3 separate regions of the Homo sapiens genome follow, and regions 2 and 3 are each linked to region 1. The links are chromatin contacts, found by Hi-C or POLR2A ChIA-PET in ENCODE. All regions are on one chromosome and are shown on one strand. Each heading gives the region's core, a stretch centred on a gene start or an enhancer-like site at or near the end of the contact. The rest is flanking DNA. Distances are from core to core; before and after follow the strand shown.

The links. Hi-C counts contacts between places; a loop is a spot of excess contacts on that map. ChIA-PET counts read pairs that join two places held with the same protein, here RNA polymerase II (POLR2A). Pooled maps may share reads with other maps.
Region 2: a loop to region 1 is called in a map of heart right ventricle, with 3 times the contacts of the local background. The contact joins two enhancer-like sites. A Hi-C loop is called at or near these places in 2 of 168 maps with a recorded cell type or tissue (both heart right ventricle) and 5 of 50 pooled maps. POLR2A ChIA-PET finds 5 or more read pairs at or near these places in 2 of 52 experiments (BJ and WTC11).
Region 3: a loop to region 1 is called in a pooled map, with 2.3 times the contacts of the local background. The contact joins two enhancer-like sites. A Hi-C loop is called at or near these places in 2 of 50 pooled maps. POLR2A ChIA-PET finds 5 or more read pairs at or near these places in 2 of 52 experiments (A673 and MCF 10A).

What each region holds. Positions count from the first base shown.
Region 1 is chrX:40,792,487-40,797,423 of GRCh38, reverse strand. No RefSeq gene overlaps it. Among named protein-coding and RNA genes, the nearest start is that of MED14OS, 59 kb to the right of the region's middle. Within about 2 kb of position 3,208, at least 7 of the 41 ENCODE cell types and tissues checked have a DNase peak (open chromatin) inside an H3K27ac peak, as active enhancers do.
Region 2 is chrX:40,687,957-40,692,548 of GRCh38, reverse strand. MED14 (mediator complex subunit 14) reads left to right here. Exons shown (of 31, transcript NM_004229.4): 15 at 232-366; 16 at 4,019-4,095. Among named protein-coding and RNA genes, the nearest start is that of CXorf38, 43 kb to the right of the region's middle. Within about 2 kb of position 2,073, at least 3 of the 41 ENCODE cell types and tissues checked have a DNase peak (open chromatin) inside an H3K27ac peak, as active enhancers do.
Region 3 is chrX:40,906,636-40,910,934 of GRCh38, reverse strand. It overlaps the pseudogene RPL32P36. Among named protein-coding and RNA genes, the nearest start is that of MED14OS, 170 kb to the right of the region's middle. RefSeq lists an enhancer at 1,357-2,556. Within about 2 kb of position 1,679, at least 4 of the 41 ENCODE cell types and tissues checked have a DNase peak (open chromatin) inside an H3K27ac peak, as active enhancers do.

The sequences.
Region 1 (4,937 bases), core at 1,959-4,458:
CCTTAGCTGTATCCCAGAGGTTTTGATAGGTTGTGTCATTATTGTCATTCAGTTTGAAGAGTTTTTAAATTTCCATCTTGAGTTGGTTTTTGACCTTTTGCTCATTCAAGAGCAGGTTATTTAATTCCATGTATTTGCGTGGTGGTTTTGAAGGTTCCTTTTGGAGTTGATTTCCAGTTTCATTCCACTGTGGTCTGAGAGAGTGTTTGATATAATTTCAATTTTCTTAAATTTATTGAGGCTCATTTCATGGTCTATCGTATGGTCTATCTTGGAGAAAGTTCCATGCACTGTCGAATAGAATGTGTATTCTGTGGTTGTTGGATGAAATGTTCTGTGTATGTCTGTTAAGTCCATTTGTTCCAAGGTATGGTTTAAATTCATTGTTTCTTTACTGACTTTCTGTCTTGATGACCTGTCTAGCGCTGTCAGTGGAGTATTGAAGTCCCCCACTATTATTGTATTGCTGTCTATCACATTTCTTAGGTCTATTAGTAATTGTTTTATAAATTTGGGAGCTCCAGTGTTACGTGCATGTATGTTTAGGATTGTGATATTTTCCTGTTGGACAAGGCCTTTTACCATCATATAATGTCCCGCTTTTTCTCTTTTAACTGCTATTGCTTTAAAGTTTGTTTTGTCTAATATAAGAATAGCTATCCCTGCTCACTTTTGGTGTCCATTTACATGAAATGCCTTTTTTCCACTCCTTTACTTTATGTGAGTCCTTATGTGTTAGGTGAGTCTCCTGAAGGCAGCAGATGGTTGGTGAGTTCTTTTTGTTTGTTCTGTTTTTGTTTTTTTGTTGTTGTTGTTGTTTTTGAGATGGAGTCTCGCTCTGTTGCCCAGGCTGGAGTGCAGTGGCATAATCTCGGCTCACTGCAAGCTCCGCCTCCCGGGTTCACGCCATTCTCCTGCCTCAGCCTCCTGAGTAGCTGGGACTACAGGTGCCCACCACCACACCCGGCTAATTTTTTGTATTTTTAGTAGAGACGGGATTTCACCTTGTTAGCCAGGATGGTCTCGATCTCCTGACCTTGTGATCCGTCCACCTCGGCCTCCCAAAGTGCTGGGATTACGGGAGAGAGCCACCGCACCCGGCCAGTTGGTGAGTTCTTATCCATTCTGCGGTTCTGTATCTTTTAAGTGGAGCATTTAGGCCATTTACATTCAGTTAGTATTGAAATGTGAGGTACCGTTGCATTCATCATGCTCTTTGTTGCCTGCATACTTTGTTTGTTTGTTTTGCTTTTTAACTTGTATTTTTGGTTTACAGGTCCTGTGTGATTTATGCTTTAAAGAGGTTCTGTTTTGATGTGTTTTCGGGATTTGTTTCAAGATTTAGAGCTCCTTTTAGCAGTTCTTGTAGTGGTGGCTTGGTAATGGCGAATTCTCTCAGCATTTGTTTGTCTGAAACGACTGTATCTTTCCTTCATATATGATGCCTAGTTTTGCCAGATGCAAAATTCTTGGCTGATAATTGTTTTGTTTGAGGAGGCTGAAGATAGGGCCCCAATCCCTTCTAGCTTGTAGGGTTTCTGCTGAGAAATCTGCTGTTAATCTGATAGGTTTTCCTTTACAGGTTACCTGGTGCTTCTGTCTCACAGCTCTTAAGATTCTTTCCTTTGTCTTAACTTTGGATAACCTGATGACAGTGCGCCTAGGCGATGATCTTTTTGTGATGAATTTCCCAGGTGTTCCTTGCGCTTCTTGTATTTGCATGTCTAGGTCTCTAGCATGGCTGGGGAAGTTTTCCTTGATTATTCCCCCAAATATATTTTCCAAGCATTTTGAATTGTTTTCTTCCTCAGAAACACTGATTATTCTTAGGTTTGGGTGTTTAACATAATCTCAGACTTCTTGGAGGCTTTGTTCATATTTTCTTAATCTTTTTTCTTTGTCTTTGTTGGATTGGGTTAATTCAAAGACCTTGTCTTCGAGCTCTGAGTTTCTTTCCTCTACTTGTTCAATTCTATTGCTGAGACTTTCCAGAGCATTTCGCATTTCTAAAAGTGTGTCCAAAGTTTTCTGAATTTTTGATTGTTTTTTCTTTAGGCTATCTATTTCCTTGAATATTTCTCCCTTCACTTCTTGCATCATTTCTTTGGATTTCCTTGCATTGGGCTTCGCCTTTCTCTGGTCCCTCCCTGATTAGCTTAATAACTAGCCTCCTGAATTCTTTTCCAGGTAAATAGGGGATTTCTTCTTGGTTTGGAGCCATTGCTGGTGAACCAGTGTAATTTTTGGGAGGTGTTGACAAGCCTTGTTTTCTTATATTACCAGGGCTGGTTTTCTGGTTCCTTCTCATTTGTGTAGCCTCTGTCAGAGGGAAGGTCTAGGGCTGAAGGCTGTTGTTCAGATTTTTTTGTCCCATGGGGTGTTCCCTTGATATAGTATTCTCCCCCTTTTCTGGGGATGTGGCTTCCTGTGAGCTGAACTCCAGTGATTGTTGTCTCTCTTCTGGGTCTAGCCACCCAGTGAGTCAATCCGGCTCCAGGCTGGTACTGGGGGTTGTCTGCACAGAGTCCTGTGATGTGAACCATCTGTGAGTCTTTCAGCCATGGATACCAGCACCTGTTCTGGTGGAGGTGGTGGAGGGTGCAATGGACTCCATGGGGGTCCTTAGCTTTGTTGGTTTAATGCTCTATTTTTGTGCTGGTTGGCTTCCTGCCAGGAGGTGGTGCTTTCCAGAAAGCATCAACTATAATAGTGTGGAGAGGGACTGGCAGTAGGCACGGCTGTAGAACTCCCAAGATTATATGTCCTTTGCCTTCTGCTACCAGGGTGGGTAGTGAAGGACCATCAGGTGGGAGCAGGGCTAGGCGTGCTCTCCTTGGCGGGTCTTGCTGCGGCTGCCATGGGGGATGGGGGTGAGATTCCCAGGTCACTGAAGTTGTGTTCCTAGGAGGATTATGGCTGCCTCTGCTGAGTCATGCAAGTTGTCAGGGAAGTGGGGGAAAGCCGGCAGTCACAGGCCCCACCCAGCTCCCACACAAACCAAAGAGCTGATCTCACTCCCACTGTGCCCCCTGCAACAGCCCCGAGTCTGTTTTACCCAGACTGGATTCTCTTTACGGACGGGAGTTCTTTTGTAGAACAAAGAACCCATAAAGCAGGGTATGCAACAGCTATATGAACGATATAGTTGAAAGTGCACCTCTCCTAGGGCACAAGTGTTCAACTAACCAAACTAATTGCCCTCAAGAGGGCGCTCAAGTTAAGCAAAGGAAAAACAGCATTTATACTGATTCTTTCTCTCTCTCTCTCTCTCTCTCTCTCTCTCTCTCTCTCTCTCTCTCTCTCTCTCTCTCTTTCTGACGGAGTTTCCTCTTCATTGCACTTCCAGGCTGGAGTGCAATGGCGCAATCTCAGCTCACTGCAACCTCTGCCTCCCAGGTTCAAGCGATTCTCCTGCCTCAGCCTCCCGGGTACCTGGGATTACAGGCATGCGCCACCATGCCCGGCTAATTTTGTATTTTCAGTAGAGACAGGGTTTCTCCATGTTGGTCAGGCTGGTCTTGAACTCCTGACCTCAGGTGATCCGCCTGCCTCGGCCTCCCAAAGTGCTGGGATTACAGGCGTGAATCACCGCGCCTGGCCCATTTATACTGATTCTAAGTATGCTTTCCTAGTCCTCCATGCCCATGCTACTATCTGGAAAGAGAAGAACTTCCTCACAGCTAATTAGTCTCCCATTGAATACCATCAGGAAATTAATAAGACTATTTTCCTTGGTTTTCCTCCCATGGGAGCTGGCAATAATACATTGTAAAGGCCATCAAAGAGTGATGGATGAGATAGCCGAGGGAAATAGGCTGGAGGACAAAGCAGCTAAATCAGCAGCAAGGGGGCCCAGGTCTCTGATCCACTTGAAGCCCTACTGATCTGGGAGGGCCGCATCAGAGAAATAAAACCTCAATACTCTCTTGCAGAAATAGAATGGGCCACCTCTTGGGGATACATCCTGCAGTCCTCAGGATGGCTACAATCGGAGGACAATAAGCTTCATCTACCAGCTGCCAACCAATGGAAAGTACTTAAAAGCCTTCACTAGGCCTTCCACCTAGGTAAGGATAAAACCTATCAACTGGCCCAGAGATTGTTCTCAGGTAAAAATCTAATACAAAGAGTTAAACAAGTTGTTAATGGTGGCAAGATCTGCCTTAAAAACAGTCTCCTTAATCGACAGCGTCTTTGGCCAGGAACTCAAAAGACAAGCGGCTACCTTGGGGAAGACTGGCAAATGGATTTCACCCATATGCCAAAGACAAGGGGCATCCAGTACCTCCTACTATAAATAGATACGTTCACTAACTGGGTAGAAGCATTTCCATGTCAGACAGAGAAAGCCTCTGAGGTGATAAAAGTACTAATCAATGAGATAATTCCCTGCTTTGGACTTCCTAAGTATCTCCAGAGCAATAATGGCCCCTCGTTCAAGGTGGCCGTCACCCAGGGGGTCTCAAAGGCACTTGGTTCTACAGTACTATCTTCATTATGCCTGGAGACCACAATCCCCGGGAAAGGTAGAAAAGACAAATGATATTATCAAAAGGCACCTCAGGAAACCGTCTCAGGAGACTCATCTCCCCTGGACTACCCTTCTCCCCATAGCCCTGCTACATGTCAGAAACACTCCTTCAAAGCTAGGTTTGAGTCCCTTTGAAATGATGTGTGGATAGCCTTTTCTCACCAGTTATCTCTTGCTAGACCAAGAAACCTCTAATTTAACTAAGCACATAACCTCTTTGGTCCATTTCCAACAGGAACTGAAACAATTGTTGGAGGCCCAATCCCGTGAACCAGGGCCACCTCTGTTCAACCCAAGGGACCTAGTGCTAGTAAAAGTGATATCCCTTCCCTTTCTCTCTCTATAGGCCCAGGTTGGGAGGGACCCTACACTGTACTCCTTTCTACTCCTGTGGCAGTGAAGGTCA
Region 2 (4,592 bases), core at 824-3,323, 100 kb after region 1:
TCTGTTTTAATTAAATAATTGTCCACCATTTTCCATGAGAGAACTTGTGAAACACAAAATATTTACTAATAAATTACCAGTGTTTAGGTCAGTATTTACTCAGTAAATACAATAACATTTGTTTTGGTTAACCCTGAGCTTTCTTCCAGTATTTTAACTATCTTAATGAATTGCATCACATGTACTTTTTTTTTTTTTTTTACCTGTTTGTGTTCTTTACTTAAATTCTAGTTGTCTGATGATCCATGTCCAGTAGAATCCAAGAAAACAAAACGAGCAGGAGAAATGTGTGCCTTCAATAAAGTTTTAGCCCACTTCGTCGCTATGTGTGATACAAATATGCCATTTGTAGGACTTCGGTTGGAGGTAAGTTTTTTGGAACAGTTCTGGATACCCCAAATGAAAGAGTAGTTTTTAAAATGTGTTGCTGAGGGTATATATAGATTCCATTAGGAAAAGCAGAATGTTTGTGATCCTGTTCATTTTGGGAGGAGTGGTAGGGTTACAATCATAGCATCTAATGGTATACATGTAAAACATGACTTGAATTATTTCATCTCTCTGATTCCAGATTCTGGGTCTTCTGCTCTTTATGGAAATTGAATGTAAAATTTTCCCAGTTAAAAAAAGTGGACAGGGCTGGGCACGGTGGCTCACACCTGTAATCCCAGCACTTTGGGAGGCCGAGGCGGGTGGATCACTTGAGGTCAGGAGTTTGAGTCCAGCCTGGCCAACATGGTAAAACTTTGTCTCTACTAAAAATACAAAAATTATCCGGGTGTGGTGGCACACGCCTGTAATCCCAGCTACTTGGGAGGCTGAAGCAGGAGAACTACTTGAACCCAGGAGGTATAGGTTGCAGTGAGTCAAGATTGCACCACTGCACTCCAGCCTGGGCAACAAAGCAAGACTCTGTCTCCAAAAAAAAAAAAAAAAAAAAAGATTAAAAGAAAAAGTGGACAGGCTGAGTGCAGTGACTGATGCCTGTAATCCCAGCACTTTGGGAGGCCAAGGTGGAAGGATTGCTTGAGCTTAGGAGTTCAAGACCAGCCTGGGCAACATAGCAAGACCTTGTCTCTTTTAAAAAAATTAAAGAAAAGCAAGTGGACAGTTTTTAAGAATTAACATTTTACTTTTATACCTCTTAGTAGGAGCATTGTTTAAGCCTATTAGAGATGGTTAGTTGATAGCCAGGTGGCTTATTTTTGAGTTGGTAAAGCCATGTATATTGATTAAGCCCTAGTAAAACCGGGATCCTTTCTAAGAAGCAGATCAGAAAGAATATTAAACTAAATTTTTACTTTTCTCACATGGGAGAAGCAATAGATTTATGCAGAATTAGTGCCTTGAAAGAATACGCAGTTGTGATATCCAATATAATCCTCAAACGTGAAAGGGAGGTAACAGACCTGCACTTTTTGTATTTCCAAAAAGGAGTTTGGCCAAGGATGGGTAGCCCCTCAAAAGTGATACACTAAAACCCCAGTTATTTCCCTGTAGGTTAAAGTTTTATGTTTTGTAAGAATCCCCTCCTCTGTAAGTTATTGTGAATGAAGGAGAGACCTGGAAATGTGAAAATGGACTTTTTCAGTTGGGCTGATGATGATGGCCTTGGGAAGATTTGTTGAAAATAGCTTTCATGCTTTAGAACAGGGATTGGGAAACTTTTTCTGTAAAGAGCCAAATATAAATATTTTAGACTTTGTCGGTCAAGTGGTCTCTGTTATAGCTACTCAAATCTGCTGTTGTAGTGTGAACCAGCCAGAGCTGATATTTAAACAAATGAGCATGGCTGTGTTACGGTAAAAAACTTCATTTACAAAAACAGGCAGTGGGCCGGGCACGGTGACTCATGCCTGTAGTCCCAGCACTTTGGGAGGCCGAGGTGGGCAGATCACCTGAGGTCAGGAATTTGAGACCAACCTGGCCAACATGGTGAAACCCCGTCTCTACTAAAAATACAAAACTTAGTCAGGCATGGTAGCGGGCGCCTGTAATCCCAGCTACTCGGGAGGCTGAGGCAGGAGAATTGCTTGAACCTGGGAGGCGGAGGTTGCAGTGAGCCAAGATCAAGCCACTCCAGCCTGGGTGACAGAGCGAGACTCCTTCTCAAAACAAACAAACAAAAAAACCAGGCAGTGGGCTGGATTTGGCTCATGAGCTGTTGTTTGCCAACTCCTGCTTTACAGGAATTTGGGATCTGTAGGCAGAGGATAAGGTGTGAAATTGTAAAGAGCCCAGAGAGAAACCCAAGCCTAGAAACAGGCACCTAAAATAAATACTCATGTCCTTGATGACCCAGCTCCTAGAACTGTGAGCCTGATGAATGTCCTCTTATCTGGATACTGGCCTTAGCTCCTAAACTGTGGAGTGTGTCCATGTTTCCTATGTAATTGACTGTGTTCTTGGACTCTTTTATTGTGTTATTTGGATTGATTATATGAATATCATTCAGTTACTACCTTTGCAGTGGGAAGGGAAGATGGATATGTGGTGCTGAGGCAAAGCAATGCATTTATATCCTCTCTTCCCCTACCCACAGGCCAGAATTGGCAAAAATGTGTGTCTTTGTAGGCCTACGTAGGTTAATGACTGTAGACATACGTCCTCTCTGTCCACCTTCTCTGTATTCCTATACCTGCTGCACATATGGGACACAGATGAACATTCTGTAGTTCTCTATTGAACTCAGTCAAGCTCTTAAAAACTTACCTACTTTTTATTCTCAGTGAACATTCTAGCTATGTTAAAGATAAAAGCAAGTATATTTTCTGCTTAAAGTAATTTAGGCTGAGATGTGAATAACTAAAACTAAATCTCATCTTATAAGGGATGTTTATATATCTTTTTTTTTTTTGAAATGGAGTTTCACTCTTGTCACCCAGGCTGGAGTGCAATGGCGCAATCTTGGCTTACTGCAACCTCCACCTCCCTGATTCAAGCGATTCTCCTGCCTCAGCCTCCCAAGTAGCTGAGATTACAGGCATACACCACCACACCCAGCTAATTTTTGTATTAGTAGAGACGGGGTTTTACCATGTTGGCTAGGCTCGTCTTGAACTCCTGACCTCAGGTGATCCAACTGCCTCGGCCTCCCAAAGTGCTGGGATTACAGGTGTGAGCCACCGCATCTGGCCGGATGTTTATATATCTGATTGATAGAATAGCAGCAACATTTTTGAGCTGGCCCACACTTCATTTCCTTTTGAATCTGAACCCCTACTTCCTATTTGGTAGCAGCTATTTTTCTAAACCTTTCCCTTTCCCAGGCCCAAAGAGCAGGGCTCACTCAAATACCTGGAACTTCCTTAAATCCTTTCCAGAACATGGTAGATATAAATAGTCTGTCATGCAAGACCTGGGAATATCTGCCAAAGGCAAGCATTTCTTTAGATCAGATGACTTTCTGGCATACTGTAATTACTTGCAGTCCCATGGAAAGGGTTTCAGGCACTATCTCTGCATTTATCTTTTTAATTTGCTTTCTGAATCCTTTAATTGGGAAAGAGATGTCATTGGGTAAATGCACAAATTGGAAATCTTTTCTTGGGTTTCACATAGGAAGTAGTTTAATTCTTAAAAATGTATTTCAGAAATGTTGTAAACTAAAAAATATCATTTAGAAATAAGCTATGACAGTGACTCAAACATTGTTTTGAACAAACAGAAGAGAATTACACGAGAAACCATTCTTGTGGCCTCTTGAACTACTAAAATTGATTCTAGATTACTTTTGGCTCCCTGCAAAAATTAGACTAATCTCCTAAATTTTGAATATTTGCCACTTGTGGAGGTGTTTCTTAAACTAGATGCACTGGGACAGCTTTGAGTTCCACTGGACTTCATGTCGTTTCCCAGGGAATCTAATGATGGGGATAATACTCATGCCTAATATGTTGTAACTTGGGGAAAGGATGGTCCTAGAACAGGTGCCACAAGAATAGAGACCGTAGTACTTAGAAATGGTAGTTGTTTTTGTAAAATTGGTCGTCTGATATAATTGTTTTTCTCTTTCTAGTTGTCCAATCTGGAGATTCCACATCAAGGAGTGCAAGTGGAAGGTGATGGCTTCAGCCATGCAATTCGCTTATTAAAGTAAGCCCCTGTCATATGTTTCACTTGGTGCCACATGTTGCAGTCACACTCTGAAAGCTGCTTCTCTTTCATGAGACAACATAAAGCAGTGTTCAGAACCTGTGGGTGTTGTGGATTTCTGCATAGAGTTACTAGGGTCTGGGGGAAGATTCCTTTAATCTATGGAGTGGCAATCCAGCATCACTTGGTTTTGTTTTTTTTGTTGTTTGTTTGTTTGCTTGTTTTGAGACAGAGTCTCATTCTGTTGCTCAGGTTGACTGGAGTGCAGTGGCATGATCTTGGCTCACTGCAGCCTCCCAACCTCTGCCTCCTAGGTTCAAGCAATTCTCGTGCCTCAACCTCCCGAGTAGCTGGGACTACAGGCACACACCACGACGCCCAGCTAGTTTTTGTGTATTTTTAATAGAGACGGGGTTTCACCATGTTGACCAGGCTGGTCTCGAACTCCTGGCCTCAAGTGATCCACCCACCTCGGCCTCCCAAAGTGTTGGGATTAC
Region 3 (4,299 bases), core at 430-2,929, 120 kb before region 1:
TCTACCAAAAATACAAAAATTAGCCATGTGTGGTGGTGGGCACCTGTAATCCCAGCTACTCAGGAGGCTGAGGCAGGAGAATTGCTTGAACCCAGGAGGCAGAGGTTGCAGTGAGTGCTGAGATCATGCTACTGCACTCCAGCCTAGGTGACAGAGTGAGACTCTGTCTCAAAAAAAAAAAAAAAAAAGTGACCCCCCCCCCCCCAGTGTTGGAGGTGGGGCCTAGTGGGAGGTGTTTGGGTCATGGGGACAGGATCCCTCATGAATGGCTTGATGCCCTCTGCACAGTAATGAGTGAATTCTCAAGCTATAAGTTCACGTGAGAGCTGGTTGTTTAGAGAGTCTGGCACCTCTTCCCCTTTCTCTTGCTCTGTCTCTTGCTTTTTGATACACCTGATGCCTCTTCCCCTTCTGCCATGAGCGGAAACTTCCTGAGGCCTCACCAGATGCAGATGCTGGCACCATGCTTCTTATACAGCCTACAGAACTGTGAGCCAAAATAAATCTCTTTTCTTTGTAAATTATCCAGCCTCAGGTATTCCTTTATAACAACACAAAACAGACTAATACAGGAGAATTTTGCCTACCACACCTTCATTTGTTCCTGAGCCCAGCTTTGCTCAGCCGTTGGCTTCAGCCCGGAATCTAGATGACCTGGCTATTGTCCCTAGTTCAGGGCCCCACAAAAGCCATTCCCCATCCTTGTGTACACCAGCACCTCCCCTATTTGGTTCTTGGCTAGACTCTGCCTCAGTTTCCTTGTTGCTGGTTGCATATCCATACTTTTTTTTTTTTTGAGACGGAGTCCTGCTTTGTGCTTCAGGCTGGAATGCAGTGGCGTGATCTTGGCTCACTGCACTGCAACCTCTGCCTCCCAAGTAGCTGGAATCACAGGCGTGTGCCACCATGCCTAGCTAATTTTTATATTTTTAGTAGAGATGTGGTTTCGCCGTGTTGGTCAGGCTAGTCTCGAACTCCTGGCCTCAAGAGATCAGCCCGCCTCGGCCTCCCAAAGTGCTGGGATTACAGGTGTGAGCCACTGCGCCTGGCTGCATATCCATACTCTTCTAAAGACCAAATCATTTTACCAGGTGGCTCTCAGCTGCCTACCCCAGGCACTGGGTGTTCCCGTCTCAGCCATCCCATGAAGAGTGGTCAGCATTGCTAGGGTAGGATTCAGAACCTGTAGACAACAATAAACCCATGAGCGCCAACCACACCAGTCACTTCCTGGCCCCTCCTCCCTCTCTTCTGCCTCTGAATACATAATCTTGAAGGGGGCCCACAATGATCCATTAATGCCACTCTGTTTATGATCATGTCTTTAAAATGTATTTCCCCTGGATTTTTTTGTCCTCACACAGTCCTTTTAAGAATCTGAATGACTACATTTTAGTACAATTCCTTCTTATCTTAAGGTATATTTCCTAAACTTCTTATACCAACAACAGATACTTGTTTCAAGAGTCTCTCTTTAAGGGTCTCTCCTGTCCATCCCCTTCCCTCCAGCCCCCACTTTTCCACCAACCTTTCCACCAGACCACCACAACAGGAGTTACATAGCATGCCCAGAAAAATCTCCTGCCTTAATGAAATTTGTCTTTTTAGATTTGCAACCCTATTTGTAATGCTAGAGGTATTTTCCCAGGAGAGGTATTTTATGAGTCATTGGGAGACCATTATCCCATAACCACATCTGAGACCATGGATGTTTTCTCACTAAGAAAATTTAGATATTTTCAAAATTTACCTAGATAGGAACAGATTATTTTCAGCTGCAAATTCCTTTCTGGTGCAGATCAAAATTGTGATAATTTTTTTAAATATGTAAGTCACTTATAGTTAAATTATACAAACACACCAATAGTGCACCAAATAAGATTTTGAAGTCCTTTATGTTTGAGGCTAAGAGTCAAACTCTTGTCTTGTCTTTATCAATGATGACTGCAAATTTTACAGAGGGTAATAGGGGAAGAATCTTCCTTAAATCAATCATAGGTAAATACTAACATCTCTCTATATTAGGTGCCAGGATTGACTTTGAAGAAAGTGGCAAAGGGTGTATCTCTCTCCCTCTTCTAGTGACTTGTCACATGCCTGAAGTCACACCATTAGATGCTTTTCCTCTTAGTCTTACAGGTTTTTTGCTCTTTAGGAGCCCCTCTACTATTCTTTTAAATTTTTTTTTTGAGACAGAGTCTCACTCTGTCACCCAGGCTGGAGTGCAGTGGTGCAATCTTGGCTCACTGCAACCTCCGCCTCCCGAGTTCAAGAGAGTCTCCTGCCTCAGTCTCCCGAATAGCTGGGATTACAGGTGTGTGCCACCACGCCTGGCTAATATTTGTGTTTTCAGTAGACACGAGGTTTCGCCATGTTGGCCAGACTGATCTCAAACTCCTGACCTCGGGTGATCCGCCTGCCTCGGCCTCCCAAAGTGCTGGGATTACAGGCGTGAGCTGCCACACCAGGCCCCCTCTACTATATTTTTTTTTTTTGGCAGTTTTTATGGTTTTCTTTAAACACAAAACATGCACACGAGCCGCCTATTCATTTTCTTTGCTGCGCAGTATGGCATTGAGGTTGTTGACTCTGATGGCCAGCTGGGCTGCTCTTTCCACGATGGCCTTGCAGTTCTTGGAGGAAACATTGTGAGCGATCTTAGCACAGTAAGATTTGTTGCACATCATCAGCACTTCCAGCTCATTGATGTCATGGACCAGGAATTTCCGGAAACCATTGGGCAGCATGTGCTTTGTTTTTTTGTTGCTCCCATAACCAACGATGGGCTTCAAGATCTGGCCCTTGAACCTTCTACAAACCCTATTGTCAATACCTCTGGGTTTCTGCCAGTTAGGCTTGATTTTGACATACCAGTCTGACTGGTACAGGATGAACTTCTTGGTTCTCTTTTTGACAATCTTGAGTTTCACAAGGGGTCTGAGGGCAGCTGTGATGCCAAGGAGGAGATGGCTGCAACCTCTGTAGGCAGCGCTGAGGAAGAGAGAATATCCTCTACTATTTTATTTTATTGTTTTATTTTTTGAGACAGAGTCTTGCTCCATTGCCCAGGCTGCAGTGCAGTGGCATGATCATGGCTCACTACAGCCTCGACCTCCTAGGCTCAAATGATCCTCCTGGGATTACGTGTGTGAGCCACCATGCCAGGCCCATTTCTTTTTAAGTTAAGCATTTTATCACGCCTGTAATCCCAGCACTTTGGGAGGCTAAGGCAGGCTGATCACCTGAGATCAGGAGCTTGAGACCAGTCTGGCCAACATGGTGAAACCCCGTCTCTACTGAAAATACAAAAAAAAAAAAATTGGCCAGGCATGGTGGCCAAACACCTGTAATCTCAGCTACTCGGGAGGCTGAGGCAGGAGAAATGCTTGAACCCAGGAGACAGAGGTTGCAGTGAGCTGAGATTGCACCACTGCACTCCAGCCTGGGCAACAAGAGCAAAACTCTGTCTCTAAATAAATAAATCAAATAATAAATTAATTAAGCATTTTATTTTGAGATAATTATAGATTCACATACAGTTGTAAGAAAAAGTATAGAGACATTTCCATATATCCTTTACCCAGTTTCCCCAATGGTAATATCTTGCAAAACTTTAGTCCAATAACACAAGCAGGATACTGACACTATTACATCGTCAATACCGGTACAGAACATTTCCATCATCACAAGGATTCCCTCATGTTGCCCTTTTATGGCTATACTCCTCTCCCATCTCACCTTGATCCCTGGGAACCACTAATCTGTTATCCACTTCTATGATTTTGTCAAGAAAGTTACAGAAATGGAATCATACAGTATATATAGCCTTTTCTTTCTTTCATTTTCTTTTTCTTTTCTTTTCTTTTTTTTTTTTAGAAACAGGGTCTCATTCTGTCACCCGGGCTGGAGTGCAGGAGCTTTGACCTCCTGGGCTCAAGCAATCCTCCTGTCATTGCCTCCTGGGTATCTGGACTACAGTGCGCACCAGCATACCTGATTATTTTTTAAATTTTTTGTAGAGATAGGGTCTCACTATGTTGCCCAGACTGGTCTTGAACTCCTTGAATTCCTGGCGTTAAGCGATTTTCCCACCTCAGCCTCCCAAAGTGCTAGCATTACAGGTGTGAGCCACTGTGCCCAGTCAGTTTTTTTTGTTTGTTTGTTCGTTTTGTTTTTAACTATTGAGTTTTCAGAGTTCTTTATAGATTCCATATACCAGTCCTTTGTTGGATAATTGGTTTACAAGTATTCTCTCCCAGTTTGTAGCTCGTCTTTTCATCTTCTTAGCAGAATCTTTCC